Linked DNA regions of Homo sapiens: region 2 is linked to region 1. A link is an interaction called in ENCODE POLR2A ChIA-PET data of the cell type or tissue named here. Cell type or tissue: MCF 10A. All regions are shown on one strand. Each heading gives the region's core, and the rest is flanking DNA. Links, peaks and the distances in the headings are about the cores only. Region 1 overlaps YAP1 (Yes1 associated transcriptional regulator). Region 2 overlaps YAP1 (Yes1 associated transcriptional regulator).

Region 1 (11,649 bases), core at 1,739-9,738:
ATATCAGGTCAAACAACTCACAGATAACAAAATAACAATGCCAAGTTTACTTTTGCTTCAACATTGTTCAGATATCCAATAACAGCTTGATTGCTATTATGTGCTGAGCACTAAAGGAGTCATGAAAAAAATAAAAAAGCCCTTGAAAAATTATATGCAGCAGCGGGAGAAAGAACAAGTACACAACACGACAGCATCACTACCCTGTCTTCCAGATAAGCACCACCATAATAAGACTAAACATAAACATGAGTGGTATAGACCTACCTTGGCCTTAAATATACTTTGGGAAACACTAAAATAGAAAGACTGCAAGAATACTTTATTCTACCCTTAGGAGATGCACCTTCCTAACAGCAAAACAAGCCTTCCCAGAGGGCTTTGAATAAATCCATCTTCCTAGCCTTGCTTCTAGGTTTCCCAAACTTACTTGGCCACAGAGCCTTTTTTGCATATGACAACATTAACACTCCTCAGAGCTTCAATAGAACATACTTTCAGAAAAACTAACATAAACCATTAAGTGCTACAGGGGTCTGGAGAAGAGAGCAATACAGATTAGAGGAGTAAGTAAAGGTGTTGTGTGTGAAATGGGTTTGAAGTGGCTCCTAAGGATGATTTAACATCTAGATAATCAGAGAGGAGGGGTAGTGTGGATTCTAGAAAGCATCAAAGCCAGGAGCTGGATGAATACAGGCACAAAAGCCTTGCTAAACACTTTCAGAATAGAAGCAGTTAGTGAAAGAGTTGGTAGCTAAAGAACAGCTTCATTTCCCTGCCAATTCATGCACTCTGGCAGTTGTCAACTCTAGGGCAATGGTTGCCAGGTAAGCCACAGGAGAAATGCTTCCGTAATTACCCCTGTGAGGCAGGTATTTCTTAGCTCCTGCAAGACCCCTGCAACTATTCTTTTTTTTTTTTTTTTTTTTTTTTTTTGAGACGGAGTCTTGCTCTGTCACCCAGGCTGGAGTGCAGTGGTGTGATCTTGGCTCACTGCAACCTCCGCCTCCCGGGTTCAAATGATTCTCCTGCCTCAGTCTCCCGAGTAGCTGGGATTACAGGTGCATACCACCACATGTGGCTAATTTTTATATTTTTAGTAGAGACAGGGTTTCACCATGTTGGCCAGGCTGGTCTTGAACTTATGACCTCACGTGATCTGGCTACCTCGGCCTCCCAAAGTGCTGGGATTACAGGTTTAAGCCACCGCACCTGGCCTTCTGCAACTATTCTAACAAAGTAAGTGAGCCCCACCTCCTAGTCTTTCCCACCTGGTTTCCTGAGCCCCATAACACTTAAGGTGGACCAAAAACTCTTAGAGAAAAGATGAAGACAAACACTGAATTACATGTAGACATCTCTCAAAATTAAGGACACTAATCTATAAGGAGAGAGATGTTCTAACAGGGTTGTCAGTTTGTCCTGCCAATTAAGATCAACATGCTAACATAAGTCATGTTATCAGAGTTTTATTCAAATAGAGCTAATATATCCAATTTATGATTTTTTTTTTTTTTTTTTGAGAAGAGGTCTCATTCTGTCACCCAAACTGGAGTGCAGTGGTGTGATCACCGGGGCTCAATCCATCCTCCCACCTCAGCCTCCTGAGTAGCTGGGACTACAGGCATGTACCATGACAGCTGACTTATTTTTGTATGTTTTTTTATAGAGATGGGGTTTCACCATGTTGCCCAGACTGGTCTTGAACTCCTGGGCTCAAACAATACACCCACTTTGGCCTCCCAAAATGCTGGAATTAGAGGCATGAGCCACTGCACCCGGCCAATCCATGATATATATTTTTTTAAACTAGGAAAAGACAAGTTACAAATCACCGTATAGAGACAAAGCAGGATCAATTTAATTCAAATTTACAGGATTTTAATTGGTTTTCTTCTGAATCATCTTTGCTTACAATACCTTATGAGACCTGGTGATAACATATCCCACTGTTAAGTCAGGTTACTAAGAGGAATAAAGAATACCAACCTGTATCCATCTCATCCACACTGTTCAGGAAGTCATCTGGGGTTCGAGGGACACTGTAGCTGCTCATGCTTAGTCCACTGTCTGTACTCTCATCTCGAGAGTGATAGGTGCCACTACATAAACATGACAGTTAAAGACCAACACAAAAAATTTTAAAAATCAATTCAAGGTAAAAATAAACACCTGCTGAGCAGCAACATAATTCTCAAAGAGGATTAGTGAAAATTCCTGTCCTGCAATGTCTGAAACAAGCACCCTCCCTCAGGGCCATAGACAGGGCTTGTGCTATGAAGTGAAATAGACAAGTTAATCCTAATTGAAGCTGGCAGCTCTAAGGAACCAAGATTTCTCCTAAGGTTCTGTGCTTGGTGACAATAAGGGACAAAAAAAGATACCCCCAGTTAGTTTTCCTGGCTGACAGAAAATTCTCTGCATCAGTATTCTCCTCTCTGTAATATCATTTGAATCTGGGGGTGCGGAGGAACCCATACAACTTACTTGTCCCAAGGCCTCAATTCTCCAGGTGGTGGTGGCACAGAGACGTCACAACACAAACTCCAGGTGGGCGAGGAGACAGGTCTGCACTAGACTCAAGTTAAATTCCTAGCTATTGTGCAGAGAACATAAGCCAAGGAAAAATCAACCCCAAATAAACCACCAGAATTCCTTTTAGGACTGAGCCAAAATAGGTGAGTCACTGCCAATAAGATAAGAATACTCGTGGCTTGATCTCCTTGCTTCTGTGTTTGGGCGGGGGAGGAAAAAGCCTCAAACACTTCAGTACGAAACGAAACGGGAAATCATATAGCTCCAGTTAAAGAAAAGAGCAAAACAAAAAACTGCAAGGCACATCCCTTGAAAATAAAATGACCCAACACAGATTTTCACTTTAGACTAAGTAAGGTTTCCCAGATTTACATTAAAAGTATGGTAAATATCCATTACCCTGAGAAATAGAACACTTTCCTAAGCTAGTAGCATCTAGACATCAGCTGGCATTCCCTGAGTTCTACTAACTCTACAAAATCTTAGAGAAACGCATAAAATCAAGGCAGCTGTTATTCTTCAATGGTCTGTGTGAGTGTGAACTTCAACTTTCTCTACGGCTTGTACATTTAATAAGCAGCTATTTAACTTACATAAAAGTTAAAAAATAAAAACAAGTTTAACAATTGCTCAAGGCTAAAAGCTCAGTCAATACCCCAACTGCCTTCCCTAAATGATGCAATGCATTTGCCTTGTTCTCTCTCTCCCCTCATTCTATATACTGCCATCACTGGTTTACTCTAATGCTTCTGCCAGATTTTGCCAAGGCTCAAAAGCCTCACACAGATCCAAGAAAACACACATTTGCCTCTGAGACCATTGGTATACAATGCAGCCATATATGAGAAGGCCTCAGGATGTGGTTTGTTTGTATTTTGCCTGCCCTGATCTGGGACAAGAGCCTGGTCCTAGTCATCACTCTATTCGGCTGCTAAGCATGGGACACACATCAGACATTTTAGTCTATTACTGAATAACTGAACTTACAGAGTTGCGCAGAGTTCATTCCAAACCACAGGGGAAGCACATGGGCATTCCTGAGGACAGAGTTTACAGGGCCATTTTCCTGGTGAGGAACTGCTCCCTGCAGAACCCCACTTCCTACAGGCCCCACTCATTCAGTAAACATTCACTGAGCATCTGCTACTACATGACAGGCATTAGACTAGGCTTTGAGGATAAAGAGGTTAACAATCACCACCACCTACAAACAATGTTTTGTGAGAGGCTCACAACTTCAAGGAGGGAAATGAACAAATATACTAATGAATCATATTTAGGGGCTATATGAACTCAGATGTAAGCACAGTGCTTTCAGAACAAACAGGGAGCTTAGAAGTAAAGGGTAAAAGTTTCATGGAGGGGGACATCTGAGTGAGCTTTGAGGGTAAAAGTAAAAGGGAACTAAGGGAACTCAGCATTACTACTAAGAGTCAATGCCAAGGCAAGTTGGGGCAAAAAGTATTTAGAGCTTAAGGAATATACATAAATCAAATAGTAAACAAGGGAAAAACCATCAAGAGGTTTTTTTGTTTGTCTTTTTGTTTTTTGAGACCAAGTTTCACTCTTGTTGCCCAGGCTGGAGTGCAACGGCATGATCTCGGCTCACCGCAACCTCTGCCTCCCGGGTTCAAGCGATTCTCCTGCCTCAGCCTCCCGAGTAGCTGGGATTATAGGCATGCGTGACCATGCCCAACTAATTTTGTATTTTTAGTAAAGATGGGGTTTCGCCATGTTGGTCAGGCTGGTCTCGAACTCTTACCCCAGGTGGTGGTCCACTTGCCTTGGCCTCCCAAAGTGCTGGGATTACAGGCATGAGCCATCATGCCCAGCCAAGAGTTGTTTTTTTTTTTAAAGAAAAAAAAAGTCAAAGTCAGATGTATGTTATTATTAGAAACTGGGGGTACTGCAGAGAATGCATATACAATTCTGCCCTTAGATTAGTAACACTGATTATCTGCCACTCTGATCTTCCCAGAAAATAGAATCTCAAATTGTAGCCCAGCTCTCATCAAAAGTTTTAAGAAAAAAAATCTTCATAAGTGACTGTCAGAAGGATATGCAGCCTATCCATTTTTAAAATGGTCTAATTTTTATCCCTGGGATTAATATAGCCCCTTCAACAAGACAGGTACTGGAATTACATGGATATGAAATTTTCCTTGTTGGAAAAAAAGTTCTGAGGCTATGCCTCTCTTAATTAGCCTCAGTTTAAGTCTAGAACTATAATCTTATATAAATACACTTACTTTTAGAACTTTAAAGTGTATGTCAGAAGAGTAAATACAAACTTAAAATACATTTTAGATGGTCTTCAAAATCAAACCTTCCAACTAGGCCACCAGTACTAATCTTAAAAACTGAGTAAATGGTGAATTCTATTGCACTAAATACTTTTAGCAGGATAAGATATTTTCTCTTGGAATTACTAAGTTTCCAATTCAATTGGTGAGAACTGAAAAGGTGGTGTAATAGTTTTCCTAGTGCAAAATACCTTTGAGTATTTAAGAAAGTGTGTTATTTAAATCAGTTAGAAAAGGAATCCAAAGCGTAAACTAATCCCATATTTTAAAAAGTTTGAAACTCCACAACCTAGAAGAAGGAATTTTAGTTAAATCTTAATCTTAAATGACTTCCTAGGCAAAGAATATGACCTGTTTCAGCTTACAGACTTCAAAATGGCAGTTTATGTAATATTGCAATCTGTCTGAAACCCAGGATTTGTGGTAACTCACTAAGAAGCATCCCTAAGCTATGTTATTTTCAAATACTGCCGTTAATCTTAGTGCATTTTTGAAAGAGGCACAACCTTACATTTTATCTCCTTGGACTATAGCCCTTAAGAACATGAGGCCTTACAGTGCTGCTGGGTGAAACGTTTTAGCTTGAATAGCTATGTGGAAAATTCCTTCCAGTGATCCTTATAATGCAATCCTAAGTAGGTTTAACATGAAATTCATTTGCTTTCACAGAAAGGCATTCACATGTTCCTTCATGATTCTGTAATTTTAAGTAACTGTTAGTCAACAGTATAGGCAGAAGCAAACACGTCATGACTTTGAATAAGTATCCCTTGTACAAGTCTGAACAGTTCACTTCCTCTCACAGGAGACAACTTTTAATCCTCAACTCTGCATGTACTTGCCATTTACAGAGAGATTCATTTACAGCTATGGTTTTTGGCCCACACAGATGTTCCAAATAGCCTATTACAAGCACTAAGCAGAATGATTTTAAAGCAATGATCCTTTTCAGATATTCACCAGTAGCAACTTTCACCAACCTGTTAAGGAAAGGATCTGAGCTATTGGTCGTCATTGTTCTCAATTCCTGAGACATCCCGGGAGAAGACACTGGATTTTGAGTCCCACCATCCTGCTCCAGTGTTGGTAACTGGCTACGCAGGGCTAACTCCTAATTAAAAATAAAGCCAAAGAGAATCAATCTACTGATTAACACATTTAATGTTAGGTTTAAAGAAATAAAACGTTCATCAGAGTAACCGTGCAGATAGATTAAAAACATCTACTTTAAAGTTAATACATTTCCCAATCAGAATGACCTAATTCTATCCATTTCAAATGACTAAAAATTAAGTTACATATATTTAAAGTCTGTCTAGTCATATTAACCACCCCCCACCCTATATACATTTTGCTACTTTGTTTTCTTTTTGTTATTTTCCTTACTCTGGAAGATACTCCCAAATCCTCCTTTGGGTTATTATAGAATGGCAAGTCTGGTCTTTAAAAAAAAATTCTTCTTTTTTTTTTTTTTTTTTTGTTCTTCAAGACGGAGTCTCACTCTGTCACCAGGCTGGAGTGCAGTGGTGCAATCTTGGCTCACTGCAACCTCCGCCTCCTGGGTTCAAGTGATTCTCCTGCCTCAGCCTCCCGAGTAGCTGGGACTACAGGCACGCACCACCACGCCCAGCTAATTTTTTGTATTTTTTTTAGTAGAGACGGGGTTTCACCATGTTACCCAGGATGGTCTCGATCTCTTGACCTCGTGATCCACCCGCCTTGGCCCCCCAAAAGTGCTGGGATTACAGACGTGAGCCACCGCGCCCGGCCCTAAAAAAATAATTCTTAAAGTTTGCTTTTACTCGACAACTCTTATATGGTTTTGTGTGTTTGGAACCCCCCGACCCCCTCCCCCGCCAAAAAAAAAGAAGTAGGAAGAATAGCATCTGATGATTTTACTATAAGACACCAATCCTTCCCCAACCCCCAACACTATTTCACACTTTGCTATTAAATGTCTCATTTTGACTTTAGGTTTTTCTATCCTGAGCTGGATAGAATATGTTCCATCCTCTAGCAGGGAGAGAGGAGGAAAATGAAAAAAAGACATCAGAAGTTAAAACACAAACCCAAGGCTTCTCCACCACAAACATAATATTTAAAATGGGGTAAAATTTCTTCAGGGTCATCCAACAATTTCTCAGCAGGATTCTCCCTGTAAACCTGAGCAAAGGCTGTAGGTTGCTACTCTGATGGTTGCAGAAGGCCTGCCTTCAAGGGCTTCCAAACCTCCCAGGTTTCAGCCTGTATTTGCCCAGGACCTCAAAAACAGTTCATCTCACTGTGACCCATCCGTAGCACACTCATTACTACTCTGTCCTTTTTCTCTCCTTTATCTGTTCACTGTTTCTTACCCTCCTAAGAATTTTCACTGTGCCTCTCCACCTATCGTAAACATCATCTCTACTAGACCATCAGCTTTCTTTCCCTCTACTTTTTGGGTTTGATTTGAAATACATACAGTTTCTTATCACAAAGGATACTGGCCTGACTCCGTCATCCTTCCACACAGCTTTCTGAGCCAAGTCTGCTCACTGAGGCACGGCCCCACCATCTCCAGCCCTCACCTCCACAATCGCCATGGGGTCCTGAAGTATGGAAAGCTTCTCCTAGCTCTACGCTGCCACTTCTAAACTACAATTCTCCTGCATGCAAATACCACTTATTTTTCTTTAGGTTTATGCCTTCTGGATATACCATCCTTTAAACCAGAGTTTCTTAACCAGCGGACCATGACAGAATTCAGAGAGTCTCTGAACTTCAATGGGGTAAAAAAAAAAAAATTACACATTAACTTTCGCTAAATTTGTCAACATTTTCTCCAATGTAGTATGCACCATTAGTATTCACTGTACCTAACTTTTCACCAATAGAACATATAAATGTTTTCATATCACATTGTAGTTGTTGCAAATATTTTAAAATACCATTTATGATCATTGCTATTTCAATGCTACAGTAGTTACGTTATAAGATGTGCTTCTAGATTTTTTTTTTTTTTAATCTTTTTGAGACAGGGTCTCACTCTGTCACCCAATCTGGAATGCAGTGATGCAATTATAGCTCACTGCAGCCTTGACCTTCTAGGCTCAAGTGATCCTCCTGCCTCAGCCTCATGAGTAGCTGCAGCCACAGAGGCACACCACCATACCCAGCTAATTTTTTGTATTTTTGTAGAGACAGGGTTTTGCCATGTTGCCCAGCTGGTCTCAATCTCCCAGGCTCAGATGATCTACCCTCCTTGGCCGCCCAAAGTGCTGGCATTACAAGCATAGGCCACTGCACCCAGCCTTAGATCTTGTTATTTATACATTAAAAAGAAGCACGTTATATCACAAGTTTCTATTTAATATTTTCTTAACTGTATCAATGAAATTCCTTTTCTTTTCAATCCTGTACTTTAAAAAAAAACAAACACCAATGTCCTGAGAGGGAACCTAGGGACTTGGCCAAATGCCAAAATTGTTTGCCTGTCTTCCCTGCAAGGTAAACTGCTTCTTGTACTCAAATTTACTGATCTCTTCGTTACTCCATCTTATATACGGGAAAATTCTGGAGTCTGGTCAAAGCCTCTTGCCACTCCAAGTATTCTCCATGCCTCTTAACATGCTTCAGTATTAAATGGACAATTCACTTAACCTGACAGCTTCCTGAACCTTCTGGATTCCAGTGACCTTCATCTCCACTCCACTCAAACACCCATTGCACAGCCACTAAGATCCTGTTATTTGAAACCAAACCAACTCTAAAATCTTAAGTCATGTTTTGAGACGATGATCAGTGTTTCTCTTCATTCCAACTGCATTCATCACATTGGAATTATGACCTCCATGCATAAAACCCATATAATAACCCATTGTTGAAATGCCGGGATCGCCTTTACACCGAAATGATACTGACCACTTCATCACTGTATTTCAATCATTAATTCCCTCAGTCATACCCAAGAACTGGCTTAGAAACTTCTCTCCCCAAAATCTTACATGCACTTATTTTACTTTCTCACATTTTTTTCTAACCAGTTCCTGCATAGACTCATGTCCACTCTACCAGCCCTCCAACCTCAGAGACTCCAGACCCATCTCTCCTTACTAGTCTAGTCTATTGGCTGTCTTTTGGTATCTTATTTTTTTTTCTCCTTCCCTACAAGCTTAAATTCATGACTGATCATTCAAAACAGCATAAGCACCTTTTAGATTCCTGATGTACATATAATTTTATCTCAGCCCAGCAAATCCCAACCCCAAAGCAATGCCAAAGTGTATTTGTTCCATTTTCATTCTGAGATTGCTGAGAAATGCTAAGGGAAAAGAAAAAAAAGAAATCACATAACTATCCAGAATGTTATCATTACAAATTAAAGGTCTTTGGTTTTGGATGGACCCTAGTACCACTTATTGGTTTTTTTGTTTTGTTTTGTTCTTGGTCAGTTGTTTTTCACATCCTCATGGTCACTACTCCAAATATGGCATACTATCTCAAGCCCCTATTCAGGGAAGTCCATTTCTTTTCTTTTCTCTTCCTCCAAATTTTTTTGTAGAGACAAGGTCTCACTATATGTCGCCCAGGCTGGTCTTAACACCTGAGCTCAAGCGATTGGCCTCCCAAAGTGTTAGGATTACAGGCGTGAGCCACCATGCCCAGCCAGTGAAGTCCATGTCTATTTCTTTTCCATCTACATTAGAACACTGAGGCCATTGGCTGGGTGTGGTGGCTCACGCCTGTAATCCCAGCACTTTGGGAGGCTGAGGTGGGCGGATCATTTGAGGTCAGGAGTTGGAGACCAGCCTGACCAACATGGTGAAACCCCGTCTCTACTGAAAATATAAAAAAATTAGCCAGGCGTGGTGGCGTATGCCTGTAGTCCCAGCTACTCAGGAAGCTGAGGTTGCAGTGAGCTGAGATTGCGCCACTGCACTCCAGCCTAGGTGACAGAGCGAGACTCTGTCTCAAAACAAAAAACAAAAAACAAAACAAACAAAAAAAACCAGGTCATCAGGTATAATCTTTGATTTTTCTGGCCCCTCTTGCCACCTCTTCCTGCTTGCCTCAAAAGTAACTTCATTTATACTCATCATCTTTTTAACTTTTCTTGCAGTCTTATGGGGATCCCTCTTATTTCTTTTCTATCTTCTACTTTTGACTCCTCCCATGCTCATCTTACAAAGTGAGAAGTGACTTTAAAACAGTGATACTACACTCATTGTAGTCTGTCTGTGGGAGGACACATCCTCTCAATACCATGCCTTTCTTCCGTATTATTTAAGACCTGGTGAAGGCACTACCTTTTTGAAGAAACTCTCCGTGGTGATCCCATCTCGATCTTGAGATTGGATTAGACACAGACATGTCATGTCTTTAACATCCTGAACACAGCACTTATCACAAAATATCGTAATTATTTTTGCTGTACCCCCTAAGGCCAGAGTGAATGAATTACTCTGGAGCATAAAACAACTTAAAATTCCTTGAAGAATTTATTTTGCTCTTAAAATATGAGGATGTATTTAACAATAAACTTTAAAATGAATAAAATTATAGACTCCAGAAAAGGCTGATGCCTAGGGTTCTGTGACAAACATGGGAGTATTGGAGAATATTCTAAAGACTCTCATTTGCTTTTTATCAAAGAAGGTATGCTCCTGTTTGTAGCACAAAACAAATATATAACACTAAACTGTAAGTCATAACTAAAATAACTGAATTGGCTATAATTTTCATATTATTTTTACAACTTTTTATTTTAGCCTTTTAAATAAAATTCCTACTTTTTATTAGGTTAAAACTAGTATCATGTGCAGACTAGACTCTCCATGTTCTTGCTGCTTTGAATTTGGCCACTATGTTTGTTAAAAGCCGTGAAATTTTTACTTTTTACTTCATTTAACAACTGAATTTCTATGTCAGCAGACACTGCAGAACCAACTATGCAGATTTATAAAGAAAGATAACTTAGAGATGTCAGTAAGCAGGGAAATCATTCCAAGTTACCTAAGGAGATATCCGACCCCTTGAAGGGCTATGGAAACACTCTTCTCATTAAACCTATATTTGAGCCATGACTAACAGTAACTAACCTAAGGATTCACCTAAATTAGACTTGAAAGAATCAATGAAAAAAAGACACTTTACTTACTGGTGGCAGGAGTGTATTATTAATCAAATAGGGAAGAATTTGGCATGAAAACAAATATAGTTAGCCTTTCATATCCGTAAGGCAACCAAGTATGGATCGAAATATTCGAGAAGAAAAATGGAAGGCTGTGTCTGTACTTAACATATATAGACTATTTTTCTTGCCATTATTCCCAATACAGAATGACAACACAGTTATAACAGTGTAACAGCTCTTTACATAGCATTTCCATTGTATTATAAGTAATCTAGAAATGATTTAAGGTATACAGGAGGATGTGTGTAGGTTATATGCAAATAGCATGCCATTTTATATAAGGGACTTGCTGGAACCAATCCCCCAAGGGATGACTCTAATGTAACAAGGCCAATGATACAAATAACATATATGCAGATTATGGATAGCATACTAAAGGTATAAATACTCAGCTGAGTTTTGAAACTTTTAGTTACAGGTGATTAGATATTCCAAGTAAATTTTGAAAAGCTTTTTGATATATAACGGATATACAATAAATTATAAAGTGCATAAATTGATGAGTTTTGACATGTGTGTACACCTGTGAAGCTGCCACTACAATCAAGATAATCATCCTCAGCCGGGTGCAGTGGCTCACACCTGTAATCCCAGCACTTTGGGAGGGTGAGGTGGGCAGATCACCTGAGGTTGGGAGTT
Region 2 (11,649 bases), core at 1,264-9,263, 79 kb after region 1:
AATATTAAGTTATTTACATACCATTTCTGTTTTTACTTTCTATACTCAGCAATAACAAGTTTGGCCAATCATTTCACATATACCTTAAAAGACTTAAACTATACTCCCTGTATCACAAGCCACTTCCATGTAAATTGCTAGGCCAGCTTCCCTTAAACATAACTGATGTTAGTCTTTCCCCTCCCTTGACAATAAATCTGCCTTCCTCTTTCATCCATCTCCTGGCTTAACATTCATTTTGAACCCTTTATCTCACTAGCTTCTTTTCTCTCTTGAAGGTATCCTATCAATTTCTAATCCAGCATACATATCATACCCATCTTATTCCATCTCCCTGTACAAACCATGTCTCTTCCTTCTCTTATCCTACAGCTTCTTCAAAGCCTGGCTCCAAAACATGCCTGTTCAGGAAGTTGCAGATTGACTCCAATGGCTGGTGATCTCCTATCTAAATGTGCTCAGGTTACATAGCATTAATATATCTTCAATTTGTTGCCTTTAGGAACAATTTCAAGATTTCCTCCAAATCCTCCAGTATGGTGTTTTGCCCAGAAATGTCACTTTAATAAGCAAAAGGAACTCATATTTCAAACTGTAACCAACAAAAACTACATAGCAACACATGAAGAGGTAAAAGATATCAGAATACCACACAAAGCAGTAAAAAAGTAATATTTTAATAGGCTCTATCTATCATTTGCAGCTAGTGGAACAACAAATAGTTATAACTGTACTAGAGAACTGTTTGGCAATATTAAAAGATTATAGTTAAACAGTCTGAAAATATACAGCCAATAAGTTATCAATCGGTTATGAGATCATTTATTTGTTCTTTTGGCTTTTATATACTTTCAAACATTTCCTCCTATATTAAATCTCTACATGTGCAATAAAAAGCATAATTTGTATATGTTCTTAAAAGTAGATTGATATAATGACCAAGAACAGACAGAAGGTGAGGAAAGGCATTTCAGATACTGATGTCTTGTCCAGAGAACAGTAAGAGAAATAATATCTTAAAAATATATTGAATAAATACTTTATAATGATTCTAGTGCTGTATGGTTACCCCCAAGTTGACACCAATACTGAGTATCATGAACTCTCATGGAATCCTTAAACTAGGCACATTAATGCCATCCAAAAACCATCAGTGTGTAGCACACGTTAAGTACACGGGATTTATTGAACTGAGTGAACCACCACTAAACCACCTAAGTCTTTGTCATAGCTCTTGTTTTTTTCAGTTCTTGTCTATCACACAACATTTCTCAGATAAACTTAATCCAAAGCTTCTCTTTTTGCAGAAACACAAGTGTCATAAATGTACACTTATTTCAGCTTTCAAACCAATGATCTTCTTAGGCTCCCCCAAAGCCTTGAAACCATGTGTTTATAGACAAGTCAGATGTTTACTTGCAGCTTAGAGATCAAAGCTGCAATCTCTTACAAGTCAACTAAGAAACACCAAAGTTTCCCAATTTTAAGCATGCTCTATTAATTTCATGTTATGAAACTGGCTAGAATTTTAAAACAGAGTAAAAGCATTCAAAATTCTTAAGTGTCTAATATAGACTACTCTGTGTTAATTATTCTAAATAACCAAGGATAGTCATAAAGCTAACACAATGCTAGAAAATTCAAAGATGCTTTCAAAATCCTTTCTATAACTTTAACTTCCACAATATACTCCAATAATTTCTAAAATCTACATAGTAGACATTTTCTTCTCCTTTCACATGACTATCATTCTAATATCTCTAATATGCCAGTTTTTAAAGCCTGTGGTATAGATGACAGAGAAATGGTGTGGTTAATATTAAGTAATATGTACATGGTTACGAAATGTTTAGTAAAAGCTGTTGAAAATAACTAAAATACGTAAGCAAAAGACAGCTAATGACCTGGTTTTAAGATAACTTAATGGTGAAATAAAAAAATGGTGGAGAAAAAAGATTTCCTAAAAACCCCAAAAATAAAAATAATATCACAGAGGCTCTGCCTGTGTAGAAGCCATCCTCAGGGGTGGAGATTCAATGCTGAAACAGATTCTGCCTGTACTTCTTGTTCAATAAGTTGGTCATATTATTTCATCTTTGAACTTCTTTTCCTCATCTGTAAATAGGGATAATGCGCACCTGCCTTAAGCATAAAAGGTGCTCAATGTTAGTTCATTTCCACCAGAGTCTGGATTTATTTCAGCAATTAAATTTAATGATTTCAAAAGGTAGAAAAGACTAGAAAGATCATCTTATTAGCCCTCAAACTCCCGCATGTACATGTAGAAATTTACTATAATATGTTTATCTCTTCATAGTATCAGAATAGAGACTAGAATTTACATCTAAAGATGACTACTGGAGTGTTCTGGCATACTACACTATAAATCCTCATGTGGCTATAATGAGGATTACATTAAAAAATGCAGCTAAAGCACAAAGCGCAGAGCTGGTTAAATAAACATTCAAATACATTTTAGTATATAACAGTGGTTACGTGGACTTTGGTGCCAGATTAACAGAGCTAGAATCCTAAGTGTGCCACTTATTAGTTCTACGATTTTGGCTGAACTGTACCCTAGCTTTCTCAAAAATAAAATAGAGATAACAGAGTTACTGTGAAGACTCACTGAGTTACTCCAGATAAAGGAATTAAAGCAGTGCCTAGCACAAAATAAAGACTCTCTAAATGCTAATCATTATTGTTATTATTGATAGATTTCAGAACAAATCATGCCCTTGAAATTCCCCTGAATATAGTAAAAGCCAGACACAGTATTTTAATTCCATTTAGCAACATTTGAGCACAAATTATTAGTTGTCGTGCTGGAAGAGGAATTAGAGATATGGACCCAAGAATGAAAGTTCCAGAAGCAAGGCAAGCACAGAATCTCAATTCTCCACCAGAATGGAAGTACCTTGTTTAATCAAAACTAAGATCCCATGAATTGTAAGAAGTACCCTAATTTCAGAGGTTAAAATGTAAAAAATAGACATATTAGAGTTGAGGAAATGCTATAGGAATAAAAATGAGTAAAGTAATGCTACAGAAGTTGGGATAAGGGAGGGGTTCAAATGTTATTAGTACGAGCTACAGGAAAAAGATGGTGACACATTTGAGTTAGATCTGAGAGCCTTAAACGATAAAGTAAAAATGAGGGGTGTGTAAGACCTTCTCAGGGTAAGTAGCTGAAGTAGTAAAGAGCATTTACAATGCTACCAATGCATGCATGAATATACAACATGTAAAAGAGGTGCATCTCTTCAGTACATCCAATTGGTGGTGTCTCACAGGCAGGAGAGAGGAGTGAGGAGGAGAGATGGCAGATGCAGATGAGGCTAGAGGCCGGGTGTGGTGGCTCACGCCTGTAACCCTCGCACTTTGGGAGGTCTAGGTGTGAGGATTGCTTGGGGCCAAGAGTTCAAGACTAACCTAGCCAACATAGTGAGACCCTGTCTCTATTTGTCTTTTATTAATTAAAAAAGAGGGAGGGAGAGATGAGGCTAGAAAGGTGATATGGGGCCAGGCTATGGACCTTAATCTGTAGGTCATCGTTCTATGACTTGTCCAAGTACATTACTTATATGTAATTTAACTAACTTAACTAACTAAACTGATTCCTTGACATTCTGACTTAACTAACTTGACCTAACTGAATTTTGATCAAATGATCTATCTTTACTATCTGGGTCAAAGAAGAGGGCTTCTCTTTTAGTCTCTCTGGCAGACAGCAGCTTCATAGCCACTTTTGTCCTGAAAGACTTCAAGACAGTCAGGAATCAAAACACTGCAAATACTGGAAAGTCCAATGAGCAAAATGAGTGAGCAAAGGAGTAAGGAAAGTAGAAATATATATAAGGCATCTTGGATCTGAGAATGGGAATAGTGAATTTATGAAGTATTATTAATCCTGTCCATAAGATGAAAACTTGTGAAGCTCACTATGTTCTGATTTTGAACAGTTCAAACTAATAGGTTATAAAATACAGTCAACATTTTACATTTACTGCCTCACAAATAACCTAATTCTTTGTCCTAATAACGTCTTTTACCTTCAATTTTTTTCTCAGTTCAATATTTATAATTTATAGAACTTAAGTTTTCAAGTATTAGAGACCTAGATGATACAATTATTATAGGTTTCTTATCAAATTGGTTACATTTAACATTAAAAATGGACACTTCTTTCCACAGTGTCTTTCCACATTTGATAGCAACTTCTATGGGGCAGGAGCAGAGGCAGGTCATACATATCAGTGGTATTTCTGATATACCAGAATTCCTTCATGAACTCTTTAAAGAAATTATTCACATTGTACCTCTCTTTATCCCTACAAAGAAATACTTGCTTGGCCACTCAAAACACAATTGGTGAGATTCTAACCAATTACTGGAGAACACCAAAAACACTGAGCTGAACTCCAATCATTAGGCAGAGCACTTCTATTCTTAGGAAAAGGAAGGGTTTGGTTCAGTTGGCAACAGTCCTGGCCTCTGGATCAAGAGGTCACAGTCTCACATTTCACATATGAACTCCGGTTTACAACTCTTGCTAATACTCCTGCAGAATAATTCAAGAGGCATTAAATGACAGCCTTACCAAAAACCAAGTATCCAGTAAAACTTCAAACCCAGAAATACAATATAGAAACAAATTTGACATACTAATCCCTCTTTTAAACAAAAGACTCTGTGCTCAGAAATAGCTGAGAGGGAGGGAAGGAGAAGGAGAGAGAGAGACAGAATAAGTGTGTGTGAGCATGAGTGTGTGAGCATGAGTGTGTGTATGTGTGTGTGTGTGTGTGTGTGTTTTGGCCAAAGGTAGGATAAATGAATTATATTGCATAACTACATCGACACGTTTTTAAACAGTAACCTATTCCAAAAAGGGTAAGGCAACATTCGCAAAATTAAAAGTAAGCTTCTGGTCTCTAAATATTTCTATTAAATAATTTAACTTCATGCTAGGCTGGTGGGCTAAAAATACAGAAAAAATTCTTGCAGAAATGAGATGCCATATCAAGTGATTTCATGTGAACAATCTACAAGCACACAACTCAGACAGGGTGGCACCAAGTGATTAACAGCCCTTTACAAAAATAGATAAATAATGTTGCAATACATGAGCTCTCATTTGAAATACTAGGCTGAATTCCTGAAAGCAGAAGCTTATTCTGCTCTTTAAAAATATGCATCCTAGAAAAATCAATAAGCCACATTACAAATTCATACAACAGGTGACTTACTTTAAATAGCAGAGGTTCTAAAATGGCATAAGGTAACTTTCTTTACATAAATTTTTTTCTCCAATTTAAATAATACAATTGAATATGTACTTTACTCCTATGGGAATAATTTGGCCCTAAGATCATGACAAGAACTATATAACCTGAACTAATTCTGTACATAGTTGAGAAAATATTACTGGGATTTCTCTATGTATATAGGCATAAATAATCATTTCTACAATGTCAAGAATTTTCACTTTTCATTAAACATTGGTTTCTCTGGTAATCACTACTTTCAGTGCTCAATCAGCTATGCTTATGGACTCTTGATCACAGGTCTGGAGCCAGAAAGCACCCTGGAGGTCATCCTGTCTCTTCTCAGGCTGGACTGCCAATGCTGGGATGCCCTCTACAAATATCTGTCAGCCTCTACATTTGCTTAGTTTTCTTTACACGTCTTTATGATGAAGGCCACTTTATCTTAATCAGGTACTATGAAAGAAATCATTCCTATTGCTTATCATTCCCAGAAGTGGGAAATTCCAAGCAGGACAGTTCCATTAAGGAGGTTATGACAAATGACTGTCAATTTGAATTTGCTACTGTTTTCACAGTTATCATACAAAAACTGAGCAACACAAGCATAAATGAAATCTTTATCAACTTCTAAGTCAATATGTAAGTACTAACAAGTAACCTGTTCGATTAAAACACTGGTTTTCAGATAAAACAAGATGGCTATGTAGCCTTCCTTTCATGCCTACACTATGTGTTCTGCTGTTAGCAATAGTCAGGTAATAAAGGGGAACATATATATGGCCCTTTACAGTTTATGTAGTAGTAGTATCACACATTATCGCACATACATAAAATAATCAAGGAAACTTGAGGGTTGGGGCAGATATGGGGGGTGTGCTGGCTAATGTTGGTGAACATTTCCACATCTGTACAATGAGGGTCTACCCATCTCATGGCTTGATGGATGTATTTGATGATATGAAAAAGTATATGCCAATCATATCTTAAATCTGAAAATTTTCCAGTTCATTCAACAACTATTTGGTAAGTGGATGGATACATCAGAATCATCTGGTGAGCTTCTGCAACAGTACTTAATTCTTCCTTATTGATGCCACTTCTTTTAAGGAACATAGCAAGTGCCCCAGTTTAATTCAACAAGTATTTACTGATCACCAAATGAATAAGTATGCCATATGAGATACTACAGAAAACGCAATATAGTCTATATTTCTCTTAACCTATGCCAAAACTTGTTGAAGGGCAAAAACAAAAAAACAAAAAAAACCTTTTAATGGTTGCAGAGAGGCAGCCATAGGGTCACAGAAACTGCTCCTGCTTTGGAGTGACACATACCTGGACGGGTGAACCTGTTTAAGTTACTTAATCTCTTCAAAGCAGGCCCCCAATTTATAAAACAGTTAACTATGAAGAGGATTAAAAGAGGTAACACACGTTAAGAGACTACACCTAAGTATTTAAGATACAGTTGCTCTCACTTCAAAGCAGTAATATCAAATGCAGGACATAAAACAAATGTTATATGCTCAAAACGAAGTTCCTATCAATTACTAAAAAAGTTTGAAAATATCTTATTAGCCACAAACGGTTCTTTGAAATTAAATCTAAGTATAAATTATTACCCTACTCATAAAATAAAAAAAAATTCTAAGTTTTACTTGACAATCCAAACAATCTAAAACTAAAACTGATTGTAAAGAATAAATTCTGAAAGCTATGGAAAGTGACACATACAAAACTTCTGAGTTGTACTTGACAATCAAAACAGTCTAAAACTAAAACTGACTGTCAAGAATAGATTCTCAAAGCTATGGAAAGTGTCTGGCTATGCCATGGCTCTGACATCAATGAATAGCTCTTCCCTCAGAAGGCTGAAGACGGCCCTTTTTTGGCTCTCAGGAATGGTGACTGCCTCAGTCTTCATGCTAAGAGAAAAGTACAAATCAGAAACAGCTGCAAGTTAAAATCTCAAACTTCTTTAATTTCTTTTCCACAGTTTGACAGATAATAAACAATTTGTGATATGTTAGCATTTTCTCAAACAGGACAAATATTGCTTAAAATTACTTTGCATTCTTACCAAAACTACAACCAAAAACTAATCATCGATCTTTCTCTAGAAAGGTTGGCCCTCTCTTTTTCAGCCCTAAATATCAACTCCCTCTTAATTTCTACCTAAATTCTATAATGTCACTGTTAGAGCTTTTATTCTTCATTTTCCTCCAAAATATCAGTTAAGTAACAGTAAGAAAAATCCTTCTGAAAATACTCCTCCTATTGCCAACATTACTAAATCTTCTGGATTAATGATAACATTTATATATTAAACTTATACTTTATTCTACATGAAAAACACTGCAAATACAATGTTATCACACTAGAAAATATATATAGACTTGAGAATTCACAGGAAATCTATTGAATTTCACAGCATTTTAGAGCTGCAAAAGTTCTTACGAATCACATATTCCAATCCCCGAATTTTACAAATGAGGAAAACAATGCTCCAGAATTCAGTCAGTAAATCAGCTGGCACACCACATTCTCAAATATCTATTGCATACCAGACAAACTATGCTAAGTGCATAAGACACAATGGTGGGTCCAATGGGCCTTACCACATCTAGTGGAGGAGAATAAGCAATCAGGCACCTAAAATTCAAATGAGAGGAAATTTTTTTAACCAAATGCAGAAATACTAAAATTACATGTTGTTATAAAACCATGACAGATAAAGCAAAGTCAACAAAAGGATTCAATACAGAATAAAATCCTATTCTGTCTATTCTTATCCATCTTTCAAATACAACCAAAGACCAAACTTCTCCAAGAATTCCAACACAGAAGTAAGTCTCTCTTTTTTTCCTGAGTTCCTAAGCTACATTACTTAGGGCTTACCACATTGTTTAGCGCCAACTGGATATTTTTTCATACCACTTCTTACCATTGCACCCACCTTGCCTCCTAACCGAGGACAGGGACTGCATTGCTCTCAATCCTTGTCCCATACCTCTGAGCATGGTGCTGAAGCTTTATAAAGACACCAAAACAGGTAAAAATAAGTCAATGCTTCTGAAATGACTGGGAACACGAAAATAGTTCTCAACTTCTTTTTGGTGAGCATTCATATTGTGCTGCATCTCTATGCTAGGCACACAAGACACAATATCAAGTCCAAAGTGAAAACTCATATTCCCAATGCAGTGTAGTTGTGAAAGGCCATGAGGGACTCCCAAGGCAGACTTTGGACAGGAAAAATCTAGGTAGACTCTCTAGAGGAATTAACACCTGAGCTGAATCTTAAGGGAATGTATATTTCATTTAAATCGTTCCGGAAAAGATGGGGGTGAGGCACAAAGGTGAGGCAACAACATCTAAGGACCACTTCCCAAAAGCCACCATTCAGTGAAATAGAAATGTCCTCAATTTCAATTTATGTAACAGAACTAGAAAATTTCTCTCAGTTGTAACTGCCACAGTTAAGAAACTCACTATTTCACCCAATCTTACTGAAACCCAAGAGAACGTAGGGATTAAGATGTCTTTTTTTTTTTGGGAAATGGAATCTCACTCTATTGCCCACGCTGGAGTGAAACAGCACGATCTCAGCTCACTGCAACCTCCACCTCCCAGGTTCAAGTGATTCTCCTGCCTCACCCTCCCAAGTAGCTAGGATTACAGGTGCGCACAACCACGCCCGGCTAATTTTTGTATTTTTAGTAGAGACAGGGTTTCACCATGTTGGCCAGGCTGGTCTCAAACTCCTGACCTCGTGATCCGTCCGCTTTGGCCTCCCAAAGTGCTGGGATTACAGGTGTGAGCCACCACGCCAGGCCTAAGATGTCATTTTTAAAAGGCCTAGTAATCTGGGGGACATCCTTTAATGACACTGTTCTTTCTCTTTTTAGTGTGTGTTGCTATCATGCGTAGTTTTGTTGGCATGGGGGGTACTGAAACAGATTAAGAAATACTTCTCTTTTATAGAATGCCCATATGACTTTTAAATATCCTAGATTATTATATTAAATGTGAACACTTTCAATTTAGAGTAGATTTCAATCCTCAAAACATAATTCCTATCAATTGTTGCTTTCTTGAAATGAAAATCATAGATATTGCTAAAAACTAATTTTCTAGTAGCTATATAAAATTTTCCTTGAAATTGAATTTTTTCCAGAACAATGGAAAAATACAGATTTTTTTTTTTACAGGGACAGAGAATAACATGCAACAACACCCAATTTTTTTTACACTATCAGACTATATATACAGAAAAGCTACTATGCTTTAAAACTTTGACACCAAAAAGTGGAAAGGTTCTAAGATTCACAGGTTAGAAGAGTCCTATTTAGGATAAACCCCTGTTAATATTATCCAGAGCAGATTAAAGCTCATTGATTTTCAGTTCATCATTTGCTGATACCAAATCAAATTTTCCAGCCAAATTCAGATAAGCCAATTTCATCCTTTGATGATAAAAAACACAATTAGGCTATTTTCATTTTCTGTCACCATTTAAAAAAAAAGCTCACAAAACCCTACACAAAAATAAATGATGTTTTCATAGGTAGGCAACAAAGCAATCTACAATCTAAAATCAAATTCCCCTCAAACACAGATTCCAGGTCTACAGGATATAATTCCTTTGACAGACAACCCAACATCTGTTTTTATAAGCGTAAGTAAAACTGCTGGAAAAATCTGCATAAAATCTGCATTTTATGATAAGATGGTTTGATTTTAAGTAACTAAAAGGGAGTAGGGGATGGGGGAATCATTGTATTCTTAAATGCTGAACAATCTCCCGAACACCCAAAAACTAGCTTATATCCTGTAACTGCTTAATAATCTACCAGTTAACAAAGCGGGTTTAGAATGCCTGAAACCCTTGCTCTTTACAAAGTAGGCAACTGATAAACACTGCAGAGGGAAAACTTTGCACAGCAGTAGTTTTGAACTCACTCCACACAGACTGCAGGATGGGGGCTTGAATGACTGTTGGCCTGCAATCACGGACTTGCTCAGCAACTTTGCTATAATAGCTTCAAATTGCAGGCCTGAGGAAATGCTCCATAAATAGCTGCTCTTTTTTCTCGCAAAGCCTCTTCATAGACCCAATACAACTCCACTACCAAAAATGGAGGAGTCACCATGGACTTTTTTTTTTTTTAAGTCAAGAGAACAACTAGGAATATCCTGCTAATCATGTTACTCATTTTGGGAGTATGAATCACAGTGCCGAAATCTGATTCACTGTTTAAAATCAACTTTTGGATAACAAAAAATTACAATGGATTAAATCAGTTTTTATAATCACTCAATTTCATGAAGAGAAAAAAAAAAAACTTGTTTTCATGGGCCTTTAGAGAAAGACATATATGCTTTGCTTTTGAAATTAAATGTCTGAGAATGTGTTAATTACCCTCCAGTGAAGCAGTGCTCCTTAAGTGTTCATTCATAAGAAACCTGGACACGTGTGATGTAATCACAGAAAACATTTCTGGGAAGCAGGAACCACAGGAATATAACAATCATCCTAAAGCCACTGCAAGTATTCGCCTCCTGCATTATTTTATCTATATTTATGTATATAGATACCCACATACACGTACATAACTTGATGACTCAGATAATTTACTAGTCTGTAAATTAACTGAAACATTCAATGAAGAGCAAATAAAGTCTAATCCATCAGTAATAACAATGAACACTTTTCTCAACTTAATTGAACTCAGGGAGGGAGAGAAAGCAACAAAGTAATTAAACGAAACACGGGTACCAGAAAATCCAGGATCCATTTCTGCTAAATTTTCCATTTCAGTTCATGCCTAAACTAATCTACAACAGAATGTGGTAGAAGTGAAATTGTACAATGGCCTCAGGAGGCCTTAAAGCTTCCACCTTCCCCCTTTTGGAATGTTCCCAGCAACACCTAAGGAAGCCTGGACTAAACAGATGAATGGTGAAAACGTGAAAAGAAAGGCCCAGATGAGCTGGCACCAGACATTTGAGTGAGAGACCTTCCTAGACCCTCCAGCCCCAGTATAGCTCCCAGATACAGATGCATGAGTGACTTCAGGCAGTATCAGCAGAAGAACTGCTCAGCTGAGCCCAACTCGAATGACAGAATTATTATTTTAGGCCACTAATTTTTTCCATAGTCAGTTAATGCAGCAAAAGATAACCAATGCACCAAAGAACTTAGTTCCCTATCAGCTGGGCACAGTGGCTCATGCCTATAATTCCAGCACTTTGGGAGGCCAAGGCAGGCGGATCACAGGGTCAGGAGTTTGAGACCAGCCTGGCCAACATGGCGAAACCCTGTCTCTACTAAAATACAAAAATTAGCCAGGCGTGGTGGCACGCGCCTGTAATCCCAGAT

The links. ChIA-PET counts read pairs that join two places held together with the same protein. Peaks named below come from ENCODE experiments on the same cell type or tissue, not always from the same donor. Only the 100,000 strongest peaks of a DNase experiment are listed, where the experiment ranks them.
Region 2: POLR2A ChIA-PET joins it to region 1 with 11 read pairs; 4 of 35 experiments call an interaction of 5 or more read pairs at or near these places.

The regions. Positions count from the first base shown.
Region 1 is chr11:102,217,922-102,229,570 of GRCh38, reverse strand. YAP1 (Yes1 associated transcriptional regulator) reads right to left here. Exons shown (of 9, transcript NM_001130145.3): 7 at 5,819-5,949; 8 at 1,990-2,102. Among named protein-coding and RNA genes, the nearest start is that of BIRC3, 94 kb to the left of the region's middle. In MCF 10A, for the core only: no CTCF peak of the experiment used is centred there; DNase peaks (open chromatin) are centred at 2,680, 3,460 and 5,590.
Region 2 is chr11:102,138,017-102,149,665 of GRCh38, reverse strand. The region is part of intron 2 of YAP1 (Yes1 associated transcriptional regulator); the gene reads right to left. Among named protein-coding and RNA genes, the nearest start is that of YAP1-DT, 33 kb to the right of the region's middle. In MCF 10A, for the core only: no CTCF peak of the experiment used is centred there; a DNase peak (open chromatin) is centred at 4,485.